Regions from separate parts of the Mus musculus genome. Here region 1 is linked to region 2. A link is a loop called in an ENCODE intact Hi-C map of the cell type or tissue named here. Cell type or tissue: heart. All regions are shown on one strand.

Region 1 (8,000 bases), 95 kb before region 2:
TTAAGTCTTGGTATTTTCATTGTTGCTTTCTGGAGAGGCTTCAGCAGGACCCAGCAGTATGAAGGGTTTTGTTTACCCTCTGGCTTTGCTAGTTTTAGCAAGTGAAGGCATATTTTAGGTGTATTTACCAGCAGGTAAGGTTGACATGTTAACATTTATTAGCTATTAAATTTAAATTTAAGTCTTCCTATTCTTGACCCCTACAGAAGAGGAACATAGCAACATTATTTGTTCCTTTGAGATTTGGCATATAACAGTTAACTCTTAAGAGTGGGTAGTTTCTGTTGGCACCCTTGACTCTGGGTGTCTGAGGAATTCTATGGTAGGTATACGGGCTCCCTCTTGACTTGGTTCTTTTGCTTTTAATCCTGTGTGTGTTGCTCAGGAGCCAGCTAGGGTTTCCCACGCTGCAGCCTCAGCTCTTAATCTTGAATTTGTCATGTTGAATTGAGTCCTGGGCCACTTTAGTGTGTATCAGTGGCCATGGCTGTTTCCTTTTGCTTTAATTTTTAAAAACTGTTGTCTATAACTGTGTATATAAAGGCTCACATTTATGAAGTATACACTTAGATGAGTTTAGTTCAGAAAAAGTGACAGTCATTCCTCATTTCCTGTCCTCAAAGAATTCTAGAGCTCTTTAAACTCAGCAACATCTGCAATGATAAATAAATAAAATGTAGAATTTTTACTCAGATTCCTGAGAGGAAATTCTGGTAAGTAATCCAGATTTAAGATCAAAAAGTGGGCTGGAGAGAGAATTCTGGCTGAGAGCACTGGCTGCTCTTCAAAGGACCTGGGTTCAGTTTCTAACACCCATGTGGTGCCTTATCATTTCAAAGTCCAGTTCCAGGAGATCTGATGCTTTCTGGCCTCCAGAGGGCACTAGGCATGCACATGGTACATAAATATACTTGCAGATAAAACACTTATACCCATAAAAAATGAAAGCTAATTGTTGAAAATTATAAAAAAACCAAAAACCACCCGTGCCCAGCCCAACACTGGATCAAACTAAGCACACCTGGGGTCAGTTAGTGATCTAGATGGGTAAGAGTCAGAAGGGCAGAGTGAGCAGAGGGTTTACTCCTTACAGGGCTGTCACTATTTGTATACATGATCCTAAAAACGGTAGCCCAAACCAGCACTTGGGAGACTGTAGGAGGATCATAATATACCACTGCATAGGCAGTTAAGAAGCCTGCCTGGGCTGCTCAGGAAGACCCGGCCCCAAAAGAGAAGTTATGCATAGTGTCATAGAAGCCTGTAGGACTAAGCACTGTTCCACGGTGGGTATGGGTGCAAAACACAAAGGCGTTCTCAGTGTCCTACCGGTTAAGCTAGTTCTATCATTTGCCAAAAGAGACATTTATCAGGCTGGCATCACTCAGACAGTATTTAGATTTTATACTGAACATTATAGTATATCAAGTGAATTTTTATTGTCATTGACCTTTTCCCCCTAAAATTAAAATTCTTTTTTTTTAAACCAAGCCACAGTCTTGGTAGTGCAGCCTTGCAGCACTGGCTGGCTTGGAACTTGATAAGTAAGAACTTGGACTCACAGAGATTGGTAGGGATTAGAACCGTGACCAACTCATCTGTTTTGTCTTTTGTTGTGTTTGTTTTGTTTTTTAATAAAGAATAATTTTCATCGTAAGGCACAGTACATTTTACTACAGCAAAGAAATGAGCGTTACTGTTGGACCTTGATCATCAAATTGGAGACTGACTCTGCTTTTCTTGTCTAAGGAGCTTCTAGGTGCTCTCATGGGAAAGGGCTCACACAGTAGTTTCTCCTTTGGTTAAAATAATGTGATTTTGAACATGTTATTTCAATAAACAAAACAAGTCAATAATCCCAGCTGAATTTTACATTGGAAGAATTGTCAAAATTAACACTTGCATGACTTACTAGTAGAGTTTATTTCATGGAAGTGTCTTATAGGAGGAGATACTAAATGCTTTTGCCCTCACTCAGCCTGACTTGAGTTGGTTTTGGTGGAGGACATGTTGTGTCTGGACATGAAGCATCCTCCACAATGTCTGGTGTCAGAGTCTCGGCCTCCAATGGTAGTACTGAAAAGTGGATGACTGACGAACGTCACTGATTCCGAGTCTTCATCAGTGGATGTGTGTTGGGGGAGGGAGGGCTAGTTGGAGGAAGTTACATTGCTGGGGGATGCATTTTGGAAGGCCGTGTCTTGTCTGCATCTTCCTCACTGGCTCTTCTGCCTTTGCTGCTGTGAGGAGGTGAACAGCTTTACTCTGGCATGCCCTCCCTTTCCACTAGTATTCTGCTTCAGCCCAAGCCCACGGCCACAGTGCAGCTTTGTATGGGAACCTGAAACTACAAGCCCAAAGAAGTCTTTTTTCTCAGGTATTCTGTCACAGCCATGAAAAGTATTGGAAATTAATGGTAGACATCACTAACCACTGTGCCTAGATGAGAATCAGAACGTACTGTAGCTCAAGTGGCTACTCTGTTGGGAGTTGGCACTGCAAATGAGATTCTTTGTGTCCCCAGGTATGAAGAGGATGTTGTGGTATGACCAGGAAACAGAGTGGTTTTGTGTTTTAGAGATTGAAGTTGTGACCTCCCCAGTGTTAAGCAAGTATTCTACTGAGCTATACTTCTAGTCTAGAATGCAAATTTTAGTTGCTCTCAGGGAAGAGGAAAGAAAAATCATATTTTAGTACACACACTAGCCTGTTTTTTAGATTCATGTACATTTTATATCATTCATAATTTATCATAATCTAGTATATCCATAACTTTATCTCTAGACACTGATTTACTAATTGGTATTAAATATTTTAAGAACAAATAAAAAGGCATTTACCCCTAAATTTTGCATATAACGTATTATGTGACTCAGGAATTCAGAGTCTTTGTAGTTTGTAGAAAAGTCTAGAGGAATAATAAATGGGCAGAACCAATTGAAACTAACCTATAAAGTTGATAACCAAGGTACACAGCTTCCCTCAGCTTTGATACCTGAAAATTTCTGTGCATGTGAGAATGCCAGCTGTGCATGTGAGAATGTAGCTGGGGTTGAGGTGTAGTGTAGTTCAGTGTTTGGGGCATATTCAAGGCCCTATATTTAATCCCAAGTACCATCCTACACAAACACACACACCCCTCAGAAAGCTGGACAGAATTATTGTATATCATTTGCTTGGGGTTTGATCTGCAGGCAGAAGTCCCAGATTAATCAATCAGTTGGTAAGTTGAATGGTGAGGTCCATGTGCTCCTGCTTCCAAGATGGCGCCTCAGTGCTAGCCTCCTGGTGGAGGAGTACACAGGCAGAGTAGCTAGCTAGTTTTCTTGGACCCTTTCCTATTGAGTGTGGAATACTTGTTAGGCCATTCTGATCACAGCACCACCAGAGAAGTTCTACTGGGCACACATCCCAAAATAATTAGAAAAGCAGGGATTTGTATATTCCTGTTTATAACCAACAGTCACAAAACAAAAGATGAATGGATAAAATTTGCCATATGTATATAGTGGATTGTTCAACCATAAAAGGCAAATTTGATACATGGTATTGGGATAAACCTGACACTTGGTGAGATGTTAGACATGAGAAAACATGCTGTCACTCTCTACAGCACTTAGGAGAGTGAAGAGTGGTTGCCAGGTCTGGAATCGAGGGAATGAGTTTAGTTTTTTTGATTGTGCTGAAAAAGTCATGGACAGTGGGAATAATGAATGTCACAGATGTCCCTGAATTAGATACTTGTAAGTGGTAAATCTTTGGACATTTTCTCCATTCAAAAACTCCTTCCTAATAAACCAAAAACAGTGTTAGAAAAACAAAAATCTTACTGGCAAACCTCAAATGGGCACCTTTAGAAACAAAAGATGGGCTGGAGAGATGGCTCACCAAATGAGTGCTTGCTGAAGATCCAAATTCAGTTCCCAGTTCCCAAACCAGGCAGCTCAGAAGCACTCGCAACTCCAGCTCCAGGGGATGCCTCCCGCAGGGGATGCACACACACAAAGATGACCACACAGAAGAAAAGCAAGACACAAAGACTGACTTAAGCCAGCACAGAAGATGCCCTGTGACGTTTCCTAAGTATTTAGAAGGCCAGTGCTGAGGTCTAGGACCCCAAAAACCCCAAGCCTTAACAGATGTTTTTTGTTGCCACCTCAGGCAGGGAGGAGGCAGAGCTGGGTGTGGAGACTTCCTGGCTGGAGGCTGTCAATTGTTTCTTCACTCCCTGTGTAAGATTTCACTCCCCTGAATCGGCAGCATTACTGAGGCTGATACCTCACTAAGGGTTGTGAATGTCTTTCCAGTGCCCCAAGTAGTCTTGGATCTGACATTTCCTCCAGAGGTTTTATTAGCAGGCCTGACAGGAGTTCAGGTAACTTGCAGACCCCATTCTCATCCAAGAAGTATCAAAAAATATTTTTATATTATCTCTTAGGTTTTGTAATGTAAGGTTCTGACTCTAGAATTAAAATTGCATTTATGTTGGATTCTTGTCGAATCAGCAATATCAGCAATACTACTAAACTTTTTTTTTCTTTTCTGTATAGCTCTGGCTATACTCACTTTGTAGACCAGGCTGGCCTCGAACTCAGAAATCTGCCTGCCTCTGCCTCCCGAGTGCTGGGATTAAAGGCGTGCGCCACCACGCCCGGCTTGACTACTAAACTATTATTTCACACATGAACATGTTAGAAACTGGGTTCAGAAATCTAGTAAGCATAAGGGGCTGCCTTCATCTTATGGTACCTTGGACACATCATCCTATGGTCACAGGACAGGACAGGCATGGGAAGTTGACATGCTTGGAATTTAGCATAAATAAGTAGAAGGGGGAGCAGGAAGGAGGATTCTGAGTTTAGGGGCCTTCCTAGAACATACAGCTTTTTGGGGGGGGAGGGGGCTGTACTTTGAGATTACAGGCACCCAAAGCTCTTGTGATGCTGTAATGACTGCCAGCGCATGCCCGTCCCATATAATTAATGTTCTCATTGCTGCTTCCCTTAGCCTAAGACTCATGTGCAGTCTCATCCTAGACCCCTTTAACACAAACACAAGGTTAGTTGCCTAGAGTTTTGTTTTTGCTAGTTTCCCTTCCAAGTGATTGGTTCCAGGATCAGATAAAATCTACATCTAAGTCTCCATAGCTAAGAGTGTATGCCAGCTGGTTTTTGTCTGACACAGCGTTTCCCTATGTAGTCCTGGAACTTGCTGTGTAAAGACTAGGCTGGCCTTGATCAAGAGAACCACCTGCCTCTGCTTCTCTCCTCGTTCGGGTGCCTGTGCCACGCCTAGCTCACTCAGTTATTAAACACACCAGGCACACTGGTGAGAGGGGTTCCTGGCTCTCCACTTTATACCGGAGGGAGTTGGATTCAGGTTTATAGTGGGCCTAAACATTTCTAAAAAGTTGTTCTAGGACCACAGAGTACCTCTGTCTTTCCCAGGGATACCAAACCCACTGGAGACCAGAATTCTAGGTTTAATGACTTTATTAAGCCAACATTTCTGTAATAAACAACTACTTAAACAGACTCATTGCTATCTTGATTATATCCACAGATTAGGGATATTTTGCTTGATCATTTGGTGCCTCAAACAAGCTTTGCCTCATAATTAAATTCAGCTTATGTTCGGGCCTATAGTTTGCTGTCAATGAGACCAGGTCTGGTCTTGACAGGAAAGCCACCATCAAAAGCTGCATTTAGAACTTCATCCAGGCAGCTTGCTGTAACAAAACTTAGATCCTGTCTGACGTTGCTTGGGATCTCTTCAAGGTCCTTTTCGTTCCTCTGCGGAATTATGATCTGCTTCAGTCCTGCTCGGTGTGCTGCTAGGACTTTGTCTTTAATTCCACCCACCTGCCAGGCAAAAGAAGACAACTCTCAAGGTTCATGTTCACTGCCGAGCGCATCTACCTTTTACTGAACCATCACTGACTTAGACATTCAGCCCACCTCCCACCTTGGGATAGTATGAGCTGGGAGGCCACTGAAAAGCTTAATGGTAACCTATATTAAAACCTTTTAAGGAGAGAACCTGTAACCTCGATGGCTATGGATAGTTTTAATTGTCATTTGCAGCCTTGTGTTTAGGTTGATTGTGCTTGGTTCTACTATTCCTAGCTAGAAGAAAGAAGTCTGAAGATTTTACCATAAAGAAATGACAAATGGAGGAAATATACATGCTGATTTAAATGTTATGCAATGTGTACATGCATTGAACATCATGCTATCTCAATACATACCATTTTTGTTTTTACAAAATAAAGATTTTTAAGTTAACCAAACAGAACTGCTCTTACACAGGAAGCTCAGTGTGTTCCAGGATTATTGTCTTCATTACCACAAAGCAAGGCTTTTGTGCCACCTAAAAATGAGAACACTCCAAACTAGACTCTTGTAAGGTATTTGTTTTTGTTTTGTGACACAATCATTGTAGATTGGCTCGGCCTTGAACTCCTAGAGATCTGTCTTTCTCTGTTCCCTGCCCCCAATGCTGTGATTAAAGGCACATGCCACTAGTCCTCGCCCCTCTTGTGGCTATAAATAAATAAATAAAAATAAATAAAAACAAAACCCTAAAATCTATGCCCATAATGATTCCTTCACAAAAGATGGAGTCTAAATTCTCTTTCCCAGTGTGAGCCTGGCTTTGTGACTTGTCTGTGTGGAGCATACTATGCTGGAAGTGATGCTATGTGCATTTCAAGGATAAGGTATTAAAAGAAAGCTTCTGCCTGGATTGTTATCTTGGATCACTTGCCCTACACAGCCTGGGGAAAACCCCAAGGTGCAGACGACTTGGGCCTCCTGTGCATCACGCAGCAGGTCCTCCTCTTCAGTGACCCAGGACTGAGGCCTGCATGCAGGTAGACCCTGAGCCACAAGAACGATGCCTACAGGCTCAGTACCTTCAACACTTACTCTAGCCTAATTGGCTAGACTGTATGCTGCTTTTAAGATGATACACACACACACACACACTCACACCACATATATATGTGATATGTGTATGTATGTTTAGTCATTTTTTTAACCAATTCTAAACTAAAATCTAAAATGTTCCCCTTTTTTCAGCCTTAGCAAGTATTTTTTAAAAATTCTATTATTTTTTTTCATGGTCCTTGCATGGTTGAATGAAAATATTGGAGTACAATAATTTTAGTGGTTTTCAATAGGAATTGAACTAAGTCTTACATGAAAGACTAATAACAAGCAAGTCCTCTGCTACCGAGCCATATTTCTAGATCTTTTTTACTTTGAGGCAAGGTCTCACCAGGTTGCCCACGCTGCTTCAATCTTCCTGAGTTGCTCGGATTTTGCAAGTGCCTGGCCCCTTTAGTGAGTCTATAACCTACTCTCATCCGTGTAAGGACTTTAGCAGGGAAAAGAATATTTGTTGCTGCTGCTGCTGCTGCTGCTGCACATCCTCCTCTTCCTTTTCTTGTTATGGCTCTGTCGTCAACATTTTGTCCTGTCAGACAAGTCCTGGCACAGTCACAGAGCCCTAAGTCCGGGTGCTCCCACAGCATTTGCATGCAGGTCAGGATACCCACTGGAGCCCAGGAACCTGCAGATCCAGGCAGGACTTTTGAACTTGTTTTGCTATAAATCTTGCCAATTATGGTACTCTTAAGATTCCTACAAGGTGCTAGGATGTCTCAAAGGAACTTGAAAAAGCATGGAATGAGCTTGAAAGCCAACGGTACACGCAGCACACCTCACTGCTAAGAAGAGAGAAGAGACTGCAGGCATTCTGATGAACGGCTGATTTTTCTATAACCACACTGATATTTCTTTTCCCTTAAATATTTTTAGATCATAGGGAAACTTGGGAGATGGTCAGGCGTTCTTTACTTGACCAAAAGTTTAAAATATAAGTTAGTTACAGGTATTAAAATTTTAATATTTAAAATTTTTAGCCAAAGTTTTTACAGAAAGCTACTATTCATGTAAATTTAAAATTACTAATTTAAATAAATATTACAAGTACATGAT
Region 2 (8,000 bases):
CCCCCCCCCCGTCCTCTCTCAGATAACTCTAGCTTGTATCAGGTTGGCATAGCCGGACATAACAGGACAACTGACCCCTTGCCAACCTAACACACAAACATGTCACTTTACTTTTCCTTTCTTGTACATCCCCAAGATCACATATTAACCTCAACATCACAATAGAAAACATTTTACAAACTTTAAAAATCCATCATTTTTACAAGTCAAACACGTTAAAATTCAGTTTAAGTTTTTTTTTAAACCTAAAATCTCTTTTTACATTTCAATCTGTTAAGTGTGGGCTCCTATAAAACTAAATATAAGTTAAGTACTTTCTTACCTCATGAGGGAAGAACCAGGGCACAGTTGTAATTGAACATAGCAAAAGCAAATTCCAAAGGTCTAAGTAGCACAATGTCCAGTTATCTGGGATTCCCTCATGCTCTTCCAGGCTCCTCTAAGGAGCTAGGGCCACTTCTCCAGCACCACCCTCTGAAGCACACAGACAGTTTTTGTTGTTGTTGTTGTTGTTGTTGTTTTTAATGTTCCTGTTGGCTCCACTCCACTGCTGCTTCTGTTTTGAGTGGTCACCCCATGGTATGCTTTGTTATACAACCCACGACCACTAGACGAGGGGTGGCACCACCCACAATGGACTGGGCCATTCCCTATCAATCACTAAATAAAATGCCCTACATTTTATAAAGTATCTTATGAAGACATATTCTCAATTGAGGTTCCCACCTTTCAGATGACTCCAGCTGTGTCAAGTTGACATAAAACTAGCTGGCACAACGTCTAAATGTCTGATCAGGTTTGTTTACTCTACCAGTTCAAGAATTAGCAGGGAAGAATAAATTCAAGCTTGCCTACTGCCTGATTTTATAAAAACATATTCTCAATTGAGTTTCCCTCCTCAGATGACTGTACATGGTGTCAAGGTGACATAAAACTATCCAGCATACATTAGAAACAAACCAAGGTAGACCTGGTAGCACAGGTGTGTAACACTGACTTCTTGGAGGGCTAAGCAAGAGGATCACTGGTGCAGTACTTGAGTGAGCTACAGAAGAGTTCAGAGCCAGCACAGAGTACTTACTGAGACTCAGTATCAAAATAAAAAAATACAAATAAGAGCTGAGGCTATAGCTTAATGGTAGAGTACCTACCATAGGTTCAATCTCTAATGCCCCCCAAGAAATAAAACAAACAAAAAATTTAATCACGAGAATTTCTGTCTCAACTAAGTGGTTGTAAAATAATATGGGAGAAATAAACAGAGGTTTAAGGAATGAGGTAATATGCTAGGAGACTAGTACTAAATATAATTTGCTACAATAAAATACTGAAACTTTATAGTGTCCAATCTTATTTAGGCAACAGCCAAGAATAGTTCAAATGGGTGTCAGTTTTTTTTTTCCATGATGATACAATGTAAACCATTATTGAGTTGTGCGTTTGTTTCATGCTTTACTGTTTATTTTGTTTTTAAAGAGCTACAGGCCTCCTTTGGAAACATGAAGAAAAGCTCCAAGTTGTCTAATGTAGTCAGTCACACTTATGAAATCCATTCAGAGCCAGGAACCCTTCATTTGAAAATAAGGAGGGGAAGGAGGCTCTCCAACCTGCTCTTCAGTATCAATACATTGAGCAAGAACTTGAGAAAAGAGCTTAAAGATAACATCTGCTAAGACACACTATAGACTAGTACTGTCCAATAAAAATACAAGCCATACTCGTGATTTTAGTATCCACAGGTGATTTTAGGTGAAGTGGTCAGAATATTAACATTGTAACATTTATTCTATGTAACATTAATTAAGCAGGGCAGTGGCACACGCCTTTAATCCCAGCACTTGGGAGGCAGAGGCAGGCGGATTTCTGAGTTCAAGGCCAGCCTGGTCTACAGAGTGAGTTCCAGGACAGCCAGGGCCACACAGAGAAACCCTGTCTCGAAAAAGAAAAAGGAAATTCACGTTTTCTCAAACTATAGTGTGCACTGTACATTTATGACACATTTAGGGTGACCAACTGCCTTGAGCTGCCTAGAATTGACAGCCTTTCTGGGCACACATGCACTCTAGTGTTAAAACTCATATTAGAGCATGCACACTTCAAGTGCTCTATACGCACAATCACTGTGCAGTCCAGGGAAGCATGGGGCAAACCAGTCTGCACAGATGGACCTTCAAGACACACCTAAGAGACATGGGAAATCACAGGGGAAGAGTCAGACGCAGGTGAAATCTACCACCCAAGTCAACGAACCAGAGCCGGGACACAGGGCTATCCAGTGACATCCCCCGGGCCTAAGATAAAAATGCCAGGAAGGAGCAAAGGTGAGCCTAGAGGCTGGGAAGACTGTAGTGGGAGACCCCAAGGAAAATGCTAACAGGAATGGCCCTTCATGAAGGGGAGGCCGTCGGGGAATAGAGAAAATAGGTAACAACATGTAAAACAAAGCACCCAAAAGTTAACTGCGTAGTTTAGGCATGAGCAGGAAAAAGAAAGAAAGAAAGAGAGAGAGAGAGAGAGAGAGAGAGAGAGAGAGAGAGAGAGATAGATAGATAGATAGATAGATCTAGATTTATAATGTTTCAGCTGGAGAACATGACCGGAGGTTGACTGAAAGAAAGGGGACAGGGTGAAAGGTGGTATGGGGGAGGGGCCCGGGCGCTGGGCGGTGAAGAAGGCTATGTAGGACACGAATTCACATCAGATAAGCACCAGCAACAGGCAGCAAATGAACTGCACAGAGTTTCCACCCGTGTCAGGCATTGCTCCGTGACTGATCCGGCTCACTAACGGTCACTGGCGAAAAGCGTCCCTCCCACTTTTCACGCTGGGGAGACTTGAGCCACAACTCCGCTCACAGGCCGCCGGGGCGCGAGTCCCGGAGGGCCTCCCTCCGAGTGCCCGGCGGGCCTACCTGTGCAATGGTGGCAGGTCCTGCGTGTCGCTGGCCGGGTCGGGTGTGTTGGGGATGACTCCTAGAATGGTGCTCTGCAACGACGTGCCCTTGAGCAAGCGGCTCCGCACCAGCTGCAAGTTGCGGGCCGTGTCCACACTTGTGCGCATAGTGGAGCCAGGCAGCAACACACTCTCGTGGGTCAACAGCAGCGGAAGGCGGCTGGGGATCTGGATGGGGCTCACGGAGGACATGGCCACTGGTCGTCAACACCAGAGGTGTCAGGAGGACTCCCAAGTACGAACTCTACACTTCCTTCGCCGAACGCACCGCAGCCGTCACTCGACGGCCCGCCCCCAGGCCTGAGTGCCGCCGCTTCCGGCACCGCCCCTTCCCCAGGCTCCGGTCCCCAGGCCTGCCGCCGCTTCCGGCCCCGCCCCTTCTCCAGGCTCCCAGACTTCTGCCCGGACGCTTCGGACTCGCCCCCGGGCCATGTGCTGCTGTTTCCGGGCCCGCCCACAACCCTTCCGGAGGCCGCAGCGGCTAAGCCTTCCGGTCTGTCACTCTCCCCCCCCCCCCCCCCCCAAAGCTAAAGCGTAGCGGCTTCTGGCTCCGCCCCTAGACCCAAACCCCTCAATTTCTGGCTGCATCCCCAGGCTGGTCCCTACATTAAACACCTCCGCTCCCCGCTAGCCCAGAGATACCCAATTTCTGTCGCTTCGCTCAGCCCTTCTCTCTGAACCAGTGATGCCAGACGACAAGCAAACCTGGTGCACAGACAGCATGAACAGTGCCTGCATTTAAATTCGGAAGGAATGTTGAGAAGGACGGTGTGCACTAGACATTTTTAAACCTTTTTATTGAATAGATTTTATATTTTAACAAGTATCCTATACCTCTCACTCGGTTTTCCCTATTATGTTGCATAACCATGGTTCACATAACCCAGGAAATTAGTATTACCATTACCTAATCCATAGACCTTCTCCCAAGCTGGTGGGTTTTACTATCGTCCTTAATTTTTCACTTTGTTTATCTCCTGGATCTCTTAAGTCTGTGATATTGCTTCCATCTTTGCTTTATTTTATTAGTATTTTAAACAGATACTTTTAAAAAAGGGGCATTCAATTATTTGTAGAAGGTCACAATTTGGATGATAGATTCTAGGTTGTGGTCTGAGTCACTGAGGTCTAGAGGGAGGGTGAACTGGTAGGTGATGATCTTGGTTGTGACACACTCATCAAGTATGCATTGTGTAGATATCTTGAGATAGACTTTGGGAGTAATATAAAGAAAAAATATATACAATAACTTACCTTTTTATTAAGAGTCTTATCTGGAGAGTAGAGGACTTATACTCTGAGATTCCTGGTGTCTTTTTAAAAATGGTACTTGGGATTGGACCAAGGGCTCTGAACATGGTAGGTATTTTATGAGGAAACTATGACCATCTTAAAAACCTTGGGGCATATTTTTTAAAAAAACTTTATTTATTTTTATCATGCATACATATCCTAAAAGCAACAAGTGTTTTGTGTGCATACTAATGTCTGGACTTATTTTTGTTTAATAAATTAATTTTTTGATTTTATTATTTTCTTGGTCTCCTAGGACAGGGTCTTAACTGAGTCACACATATGGCCAAAGAAAAAGAGTCATTCCAGGATGATATATGGCCTTGCAGGCAGCCAAGAGGTCTAGCCTCTTGTAGACTGAACCCCAAACAGCTGTGCAGAACCATGTAATTGTCACACAAAAGTTGTTTTTAGAGTAAAACAGGAACTTCATACCAAAACCCAGGTCTAATCTGTGTGTTTCTTGAAGGAGCACCAAAACCTTGCAACTTCAATTCTTACTGTCTACTGTTTGCTGTACCCGACTATGCAAGCTGTTTCATGTTTGTCAGGGCCTTCTTGTGACTAAACTCACTGTTTTCTACAGTGATTTTTTTTTTTGGTAAGGTCTAAGTAATTCCAGAAAATAATTACTTCATTCTGATGTTTACCCTAGATACAATGACTCTACTAATTGTCCCACTCTAGGGCTTGCTATGCAAGATTGATTTCCAACTTGAAATCTTCCTATCTCAGCCAGGAGTGCTGACGTTAGAGATATGTTCCATCGTGTCTACCTTAGACTTAGTTTGACAAATACAAATTCATATTGCACTGTAAAGGTAGGGTGTGGTACAGTGTAGTGGTTTGAATGAAAAAAAAATGTCCCCCTTAGTCTCAGCTGTTTAAATACTTAGTCCCCCAGTGGATGGCACTGTTTAGGGGGGCCTTGGAGGAAGTGTGTCACTGGAAACAGTCTCTGAGACTTTAAAGATCAGAGACATCCCCAGGTCAGTCTCTTTGCCTGTATTTCTGGTTCAGGATGTGAGCTCTCAGCTTCCTTTTCTGCCACTAGGCTTTGATCTACCATCATGGGCTCAAACGTTCTGGAAACTAAAACCTAAATAAACTCCCTATTCTATACGTTGCTTTGGTTAAGGGGCCCACATTTAAGTTGCTTGCTTGTCCACATGTTTCTATGATGGTGTGCATCAGCCCATTCAAGAGAACATCGGGAATGCACATGTGATGTCTTCAGTAATTGTGTGGTTTTCTTGGCCCTTTTAAAAACCGGATTTGCATGAACGTATTTCATTTATCTAATATGTGTTACTAGATATATAACATAATATATGTTAGACACTTACTTTATACTGAGTAAAAAGGTATACTTTATACCTGAGTAGGGTGCAAGGATCCATCAGTCAACAGTATAGATAAGGCTCAGGGTTTGTTTCAGAGTGCTTACATGCTATAAAAGTAGACAAAAATCAAGCCAACAAATAAAAAATGACAATTCCAGAGAAGAGTAAGTAAAAGAAATATAAAGCTGGGCAGTGGTGGTGCACTCCTTTAATCTCAGCACTTGGGAGGCAGAGGCAGGCGGATTTCTGAGTTCGAGGCCAGCCTGGTCTACAAAGTGAGTTCCAGGACAGCCAGGGCTACACAGAGAAACCCTGTCTCAGAAAAAAAAAAGTAAAAGGAATATAATATAAAAATATGCAATGATAAGAATGGGGCCAACATGGGATGGGGGGACCTTTAAAGGTTTCTCTGAGCAGGGAGGTTGTTTTTTTTAACTCTAAAGGCTGAGAGTGAATTAGCTCTGTAAGGGACTAGAAAAAAACCTTTCCAGTCAGAGGCTAGGACTAATGTAAAGATTAAGGAGTATTGGGAAGATTAAGGTGTGTGTGTGGGGGGGGGGGGGTTTCCAGTTCCTAGAAAAGAGGAGAAGCCAGAAAGACTGATAACAAGGATTCAACAGGCAACAAGGTGGACAAGACACTGTTTTTAGCAACTTCTGGAACTTACTGAAAGACAGCTCTGAAGAACAAGGAAGGCTGATGGTGTGGTGGGCCCAGGAGGACAAAAGGAACAAAATCCAATCCTAAACTGCTCGTGCCTTTAACCATTTAAGTTAGCAAACACAGTCATAGGTGCCATCATGACATTTCCATTCAGATATGTCAGGATATTTTATAACATTCTTGTGTGTGTGTGTGTGTGTGTGTGTGTGTGTGTGTGTGTGTGTGTGTGTGTGTGTTGCTGTTGTTTTTAGATAAGATTTCACTGGAATACATTCCCTCACTGAGATTCTAGGCATGTACTATCATTTGTGGCTCTTGTTGCAGGCGGCATGAATAAATCAGGCCGTTATATTATGTTACAGCTGAAAAACAAAACCTCTGGCTTTACTTGACTCTAATTGTTCTTCTTTGTGATCTGTTACTTGTTGATTAATGCAAGGAAGAGAGAACTTCAAGCTTACCTTTCTAAGACCTTTATTGGTTCAGTGATGTAATTAGCTTTTTACCTAGTGAGCAAAGGCTCAGGTTCAGAGCAGCGAGGGTCCTAGTCGTTTCCATGTGATGATTGTGTCCATCTAGCCACTGCCTTCATTGTCTTTGGAGATCTAGGGTTAGGTTTTCAGGCATGCTTTTTGGCTCACTCACTTGGTTATTGCTGGGCCTCACCTCGCCCACCTCTGCTGGCAACTTACCTCCTCCAAGACATTTCCATGATTCCCAGGTGTTCACAACCTGGATAATCCATTAGGCTCACCTATACCTTTAACTTATTTTATTCTTTTCTTTGCTGTTGTTTGAGACAGGGTCTCCTGTAATCCAGGCTGGTTTAAACTTGCTGAATAGGTGTAGGCTGGGATGGTCTTGAACGCCCACTAATCCTGCCTCCATGTCCCAGTTGCTGGCATGGACACCATGGCTAGTGACTTACTTCCATCTACACCACAGGAAAGCTAACTGCCACCCAGGCACAGCAGTATCAGTGCATAGAGCACTTAGGAGCAAATTTGTGAAAGATGTCTGGATAGAAGGGGGGAAAATCACCATTATGAAAGTGATTTTTAACTTAAAAATCACTGTGTGTGTTTGTGTGTGTGTGAGTGTGAGAGAGAGAGAGAGAGAGAGAGAGAGAGAGAGAGAGAGAGAGAGAGAGAGAGAGGAGAGAGAGAGAGAGAGAGATGCTACAAAAGTACCCACCACGCTCATGCAGAGATCAGAAAGAGGCTTTTAGGAGTCAGTTCTTGCCTTCCACTTAGTTCAGGGTCTCTCTCGTCTCTCTCACGGAGGTGCACACTGCTATTGAGCCTGCGAGCTTCTGGGTGATTCTCCTGTCTCTGCTTCCCATCGTCAAGTAAGAGTGCTGGGGTTGCAGACCCACACTACTGCGTCTGACTGCATGCCCGGGCCATCAGGATGACACAGCACGTGCTTTCCTTTGCTTTCCTTGGCTAAGCCATCTTAGCAGCTTGCTGGAGCCTGCTCACAATGGCTCATGGGAACTGCTCACCAAAGCATGAGGAATTTGACACTTTAGTTTTATAGTACAAATATTACTTTTAAATAAATTATATTAAACTTAGAGTTAAGCAAATTATAACAAAACAAAGGTGCCTTAGTTAGGGTTTCTATTGTAATAAACACCAGGACAAAAATCAACTTGAGTTTTGGGTTCACTTGGCTTACATATCATTGGTCACAGTTCATTGACAGAAGCCAATAGAACTCAAGCAAAAGCCATGGGGGAACTCTACT

The links. Peaks named below come from ENCODE experiments on the same cell type or tissue, not always from the same donor. Only the 100,000 strongest peaks of a DNase experiment are listed, where the experiment ranks them.
Region 1: it touches region 2 in a loop (2.5-fold over the local background); 3 of 42 quality-filtered maps call a loop at or near these places.

What each region holds. Positions count from the first base shown.
Region 1 is chr8:86,714,111-86,722,110 of GRCm38, reverse strand. It overlaps Lonp2 (lon peptidase 2, peroxisomal), which reads right to left. Exons shown (of 15, transcript NM_025827.3): 15 at 5,475-5,861. The coding sequence ends at 5,640. It also overlaps a transcript of Siah1a not described here. Among named protein-coding and RNA genes, the nearest start is that of Gm10638, 28 kb to the left of the region's middle. In heart, a CTCF peak has its summit at 861 (motif pointing right); no DNase peak of the experiment used is centred here.
Region 2 is chr8:86,619,328-86,627,327 of GRCm38, reverse strand. Lonp2 (lon peptidase 2, peroxisomal) reads right to left here and starts at 3,285. Exons shown (of 15, transcript NM_025827.3): 1 at 2,912-3,285. The coding sequence starts at 3,144. In heart, no CTCF peak of the experiment used is centred here; a DNase peak (open chromatin) is centred at 3,287; H3K4me3 peaks cover 2,205 bases; H3K27ac peaks cover 1,799 bases.